Regions from separate parts of the Mus musculus genome. Here region 1 is linked to region 2. Evidence: chromatin loops called from intact Hi-C (ENCODE). Cell type or tissue: gastrocnemius. All regions are shown on one strand. Each heading gives the region's core, and the rest is flanking DNA. Links, peaks and the distances in the headings are about the cores only. Region 1 holds the start of Katnb1 (katanin p80 (WD40-containing) subunit B 1). Region 2 holds the start of Zfp319 (zinc finger protein 319).

Region 1 (2,899 bases), core at 126-2,625, 250 kb before region 2:
CCCACATGTGTGGTGTGTGTGTACACATGTCCCATTGTATCACTATGCATTGTCCTCTGACATTCTTCACCTTATTCCCTCGAGTCAGGGTCTCTCACTGAACCCGTAGTTAGGATGACAACCAACAATCTTAGTAATCCTCTTGTTTCTGCTCCCTATAACACTGCTCCTTATAAGCACACATGCACCATGCCCAGATTTTTACATGGGTCGTGAGGATTTGAACTCAGGTCTTCATTCTTGCACTGCAATCACTCTTAGCCACTGAGCCTTGCCATTTCTCTTGGTCCTAGGTAGTTTGTATTTCCAGTGCTGGGGATTGAACCTAGTGCCTCCTACATACCAGTCAAGACTCTCTTATCACTGAGCTACATCCCCAGTCTTGTTCCTGCTTATAAGTTATGTGTATTGGGGATGGTGACAGTCATTTTAATATAGTCTGCATGTTAGAGAATGAAGTTATTTCAGGGGTGGTGACATTGGTTATGTGACTAAGGGCCCTTAACGATCTTCAGGCTCAGTGTTGCCATGACTGAAATGTCTTAGGATCTGTAATGTACATATAATTGTATAAACAAAGCAGATAAGGCAAAATGTGTCAAAATGAAGAATTTGACTTTTTTTTTTAAATAAAAAGTTGCGGGAACAGCAAAGTACAAAGTTTTGATCAAATGTTATTCTCCAAATCCAGGTCTCTTAATAATTACCCATTTCTACGCAGGGCCGACTTCCCATTAGGCTGGTGGGTGACTTTTGTTCCCGTAAAGGTTTTGCATTTAATAGGGACTTTGTGTGCCTTGCCTTTAAGAACAAAAGTTTAAGTCCTGGGTCCGATCTTCCAAATGTCTGGTCTTTTTCACCACAGCATCTGTTTCCTCGTCTAGAAATGGGAAATTCCTCCCGTTCCGGACTGTGTAGAGGAGAACGCCAGATGCAGCAGCCCCGACCAGAGGGGAGTGAGTGTAGGATAGACCAGAGTTGGAGGTTATTTCTGCAAAGGGCTGGGACCGAGTTTCTCAGTAAGGGGGGGACCCGAACTCATGGTGGGTTATGTAGCCTGTCCCCATCCCAACCTGTCTGTCCTGTCACAGATATTAGCCTTTCTCCGGTTCCGTAGTTTTACTTCCGCACGCAGGCGAGCAGACACAAGCCTAACTCATCCCACTGTGCTACTGTGATCTTAGGGACGAACTCCTGGGCTCGACATCGACCCCACTGTAACTAAGCTCTGTTTCCCTCGAGGTCAGCGAACTCCAGGAGACGTGTGGATCCAAGTAAGAGCCAAGTCCTCCCACTACGCGGGCGACACTCACAGTCTGAGGGCGGGGTCCTGGCAGCCCTGTTTCAATATGGAAGATCTGCAACTTCATACCACTCTAGAAGTCCCCTTTCCATTGGCTATCTCAGAGCTGGTTCTCCAATAACACTAACGTTTATTGGTCAATCCAGAGCTGTTGCTGAAGTGATTGGCGCAGCCGCCATCGGGTGCAGCTCGCGGATTTTTTAAACACAACCGGGTTCCAGGAAATGCAGGAAAAGGGCGGAAAAAACCAAGCCTGACTGGGGGCGGGACTAAGAACGCAGAAGCCTGTATTGGTTCTTCTGGGACCTAAGGGCGGTCCGTAAGCGCTTCTTTCTCGTGATTAGTCTGAGTCGGGGAAAGGAGGCGGGTAGTTACGTAAATCGGCGGAAGCGCTTGCTTCCATTGGTCAATTCTAGAGGAAGGCGGGGCGTCCGTGGCGACTGATTGGTGTAAGAAGTGAAGTGGGAGGGACTCTAGGCCGGAGGTTTTGTTGTGAGGGTCGGTTGTCAAGCAGCGACCAATCAGGGCAAAGGATGGAGGCAAGTGGGGGTCGCGCCTGGAGGGAAGCCTTGGCCTCCAGAGCTACAGCTGCAGGTAGAGTGGCTCTCGGGGTCTTGGAGGCAAAGGGAAAATGGCTCTAGTCTTCGCCGAGCCTGGAGGGGACAGTCCGGTCGCCGGCAGGAGGCTCTCGGCCAGGACAGGCTGGAGCCAGTGCCCCTCAAGGCAGACGGGAGGAGGGTCAAGCGAAGCTGAGGGACCGGTGGCAGGTTTGGGATGAACGAGCAGGACGGGTGTGTGGAGGCCGGAGAGGGAAAGCTGGTGGGCCGGAAGCAGAGCTGAGGGTGTGCGGAGGATCGTATTGAGTCGGGGCTCCAGAAACAGGAGAGCGAATGAATGGGGGATTCTGATAGCAGCGGGGCAAGAGAAGTAAAGAGGGTCTGGCGAAGCATGGCCAACTAAGGAAGCTCAAGATGTGCCAGAACGGGAGCATAGGCAACAGGAGAAAGAGAATCCAGCGAGAGAGCTCCTGGGCAAGAGGCGAAGGGCCGTGGCGGCGGTGGAAGGCTCCATCCACGCTGTGGCCTTTTAGAATTGAGGAGTCATTCCGACTCACACCTAGACTGGAGACTCAATTCCTAGCTATGCCCTTGAGAGTTGCAGGGAGTGGGCGTGGTTCCCTTACCAGGGAGTTGGTGATGGAGGAAGCAAGAAGATTGGACCCTCAGAATCCTCTCAACATCACCCCCTCCCAAGGCCTTTACTGTTCTCTCTCTCTCTCTCTCTCTCTCTCTCTCTCTCTCTCTCTCTCTCTGAACGTCTGCCTATCTCTCAGTCTCTCTGTTCGTCTCCGTGTATCTCTCTGTCTCTCTGCCTTTTGGATGCCTCTCATGGGCACCAAAACATAACCTCAGACTCCAGTGCCCCATCCAATACATGGGGTGCAAATCCAAGTGGACTGCAGTTATGTGATCCTCTCTGCCCCATAGCAGGTGCTGGGTTGGCAAGTTAGGACACCCAGCATCCAGGAGCATTACTGTAGGCCCCTGAGAAGTCAGTCTCTCCATCCCCTCTCCACCTACCTATGTCAGTCTGTCC
Region 2 (2,899 bases), core at 252-2,751:
TTTGAGATAGTATTAAAGCAATCCCACAGAGAATTATTTTTGGAATCAAAGGCAGCCTCCTTTCTAGGTTCTCAGCTGCTTATAGATTTAAAAGTTTGCAAGTTTTCTTTAAGGGAAGGAAAGTAGAGAATGTTCCCATAAGCCAGCTGGCTTCTAACTGTTCTCTTAAAGAAACCTAAGAATCAAGCTAAAAGTTGTCACCCTCAGCATCTTCTGGGAAGGGAGGGAATAAAGAGGCTGCTGATTTGGGGTAGTACCTAGGAGTACGACCAACCAACCACAGCTGGCCATTTTAGCGTTCCTAAGGTAGAGAGGAGCGGTGGACTGCACGGAACACTGTCTGATCTAGCTGTACTAATCCAACTGTGTGTTATTTTTCCTGGTATGAATGGCTGCCAGCCCCATCAGCCGCCCCCACTCCCCACCTCCTAGAGCAACCCCACTGCCTACCCTGACCCTTCTCCAGTAAGGAGAAGCCAGGAACACTCTTAGCTCACTGCACAAGAGCTGGAGAGAGAAGTGGAGAGGAAAGGCAAAGAGAAGCCCCCACCCGCGCCCCACCCTAGCCCTTTTTCCTCTCAGAGTCACCGAATGAAAGCTGATCTCCTCCCATCAGGCCCAGCTGGGCTGCCTGCTGTCAGCTCCTGCTCCGGATGGCCCAGCCACTGCGTCCCGAAAAGGGGGTGGTTCCGGCCGAGGAAGGCCCCAGAGCCTCAAACGGTGCCCGGGAAGCAACTGTACTTCCAGGCCCAGCCTGGATCGCCTCGGAGCTCAGGAGGCTCTCCCTGGGTGCAGGGGCTACTGGAGTGGCCCCCAGATGCAGTCCCGGGTGCCCTGCCACTCACCTGCTCCAGGGGTCAGGCGCGGGACAAGCGAAGACCAGCTGCTTTCTCTGCCGCCTCTTTATTCCGGCTCCATCCGCCGCGGCGCGGCCTACGCGTCCTGCCAATCCCCGGGCCTCGCGTAGCAGAGGCAGGCAGCGCGGAGTCGGGAGACAGGTTTGCAGCAGCCGGAACCGACGAATCGACCCGCGCACTCGGGTTAGCGGGACCGGGGCAGCGGACGGACGGGCGAGCGGACAGACCGACGGGTCTTGCAGAGACCGGCGGACAGAGGGTCGGCGCGAGGCCGGGTAGGCGGGGCCGGGGGAGGAGCGGCAGCCGGGGCGGCGGCTGCCGAGAAGCCCGCGGCGCGGAGCGAGGCCGCCCCCTGTCGGGGACCCGCGGCCCCGCTGGCCCGAGCCTGTGGGTACGGAGGGGCGGGGCTGGAGCCTCGGGATCCGCTCGCCGGAGCCTACGGTCGCGGAGGAGCCGGGATCCTCATCCCCGGCTCGCCGCAGCCCCACCTGACTCTCCGGTCTTCTGCAGCTGACCTGCGGCTCAGCTCGCTCTCAAGAGGGATCCTGAGACTCCAACTTTTTGCAAGTCTGGCAAACAGACCCGCAGACCTGTGGAACCCACACTGGGGCGACGGAGTGATCCGGAAGGCCGCCTCCTACAGCCTTTACCGCACAGGCGGTGGCCGCCGTCCGTCCTAAGCTCCACTGGGCTTCGCCCCCCGGGTCGCCAGGCCCCGCCCCGAGGTGGAGCTACTCTAGGTCCCGCCCCCCACAGAGCACTTCCGGCTCAGAGGAACTCCGGGCGTCGGATCAGGTTGTCGGTGGACACGGCTTGTGGTCGAGGCCCCATGAGCTCGGCGCCCCTGGTGGGCTACAGCAGCAGCGGTTCAGAGGATGAAGCGGAGGCTGTCGCCGCGGGGCGGAGCAAACCGGGTACTGGCTTCCACCGTTGGTGAGGATCGAGGAATTTTTCTCTCTCGAGCGTAGATTCTTTTGAAACCCTAGTGGGACCCGAGCCTCCCGGGGAACCAAGAGGGTGGGTCAGTTCCCCGGTAAGAGAAAAAGGGATGTCGAGGGAAAGGATTCAGGACACACCCTGGACAAAGCCCTGGAATGGCACTACCACACACACACCCTGGCTAAGGCAAAGTTGGGAGTGAGGACACGGGTTCAAGTCCAGCCCTCTCCGTTGGTGCGTTTTTTTTTTTTTTTTTTCTCTTTTGGAAAGCAACTATGTTTCTTCCCAGATGTTTCCTCGTTTGAACACTATGCAATAATAACCCAAGCTTTTCGTTCGTCTAGTAAATGGTTAATGAATAGCCACCGTGAGCCACACGGTAGACTGGAGACACCAGCCTGTTGAAAAACCCATGAAAATCTCATGCGCCAAGAGGCTTAAATCTTCGAGGTTCTTAAATACTGGTCTTTGCTGACTGTAGTGTGTCGGTTCATTGCACAAGAGCTCTAGCAAGTAAAAATATGCTCTACACGTGAGGAAATTAATGTAAGCCAAGATCACAGAGCTACTTGAGTTCAGGCCTGTCCAACTATCTAATAGGGACCTCCAAGCCACACTGCTACCTGCTGAAATGTTTCCATGGGGACCAAGAGCCAGCTGAGGTCTGCCTTCCCAGCTAGGAAACTTAAGCAGTTCTAGAAAGCTATGGTTCTTTAGTAGAAGCTCAACCCCTTCCTGGAAATGAACACTCAGCCATTGTGGCTGAGGGAGGAGGATCAAGTTCGAGGCCAACATGGCAAGACTGGTGTGGGTAAGAATCACTGTGCATAACAGCTTAGAACTACCGTTGTTCAAAGGGGTATCAATGAGGATAAATGTGTGTTCTTCTTTTGCAGTGGCCAGAACCCCGTTCCCAGTGAGAAGCTTCCAGTGCCTGACAGTGTGCTAAGTATGTTCCCCAGCACAGAGGAAGGGCCTGAGGACGACAGTGCAAAGCATGGCGGTCGAATCCGAACCTTTCCCCATGAGCGGGGCAACTGGGCCACCCACATCTACATACCGTGTGAGTCACTGACTAAAGTGCCTCTAGCTCTGGCTAGGAG

Evidence for each region. Hi-C counts contacts between places; a loop is a spot of excess contacts. Peaks named below come from ENCODE experiments on the same cell type or tissue, not always from the same donor. Only the 100,000 strongest peaks of a DNase experiment are listed, where the experiment ranks them.
Region 1: it touches region 2 in a loop (3-fold over the local background); 4 of 42 quality-filtered maps call a loop at or near these places.

The regions. Positions count from the first base shown.
Region 1 is chr8:95,079,408-95,082,306 of GRCm38, forward strand. It overlaps Katnb1 (katanin p80 (WD40-containing) subunit B 1), which reads left to right and starts at 1,794. Exons shown (of 20, transcript NM_028805.2): 1 at 1,794-1,897. In gastrocnemius, for the core only: no CTCF peak of the experiment used is centred there; a DNase peak (open chromatin) is centred at 1,640; H3K4me3 peaks cover 1,942 bases; H3K27ac peaks cover 1,582 bases.
Region 2 is chr8:95,330,676-95,333,574 of GRCm38, forward strand. Zfp319 (zinc finger protein 319) reads right to left here and starts at 1,136. Exons shown (of 2, transcript NM_024467.4): 1 at 846-1,136. Usb1 (U6 snRNA biogenesis 1) reads left to right here and starts at 1,609. Exons shown (of 7, transcript NM_133954.2): 1 at 1,609-1,790; 2 at 2,693-2,859. The coding sequence starts at 1,687. In gastrocnemius, for the core only: CTCF peaks have their summits at 1,210 and 1,726; DNase peaks (open chromatin) are centred at 1,188 and 1,591; H3K4me3 peaks cover 2,414 bases; H3K27ac peaks cover 2,332 bases.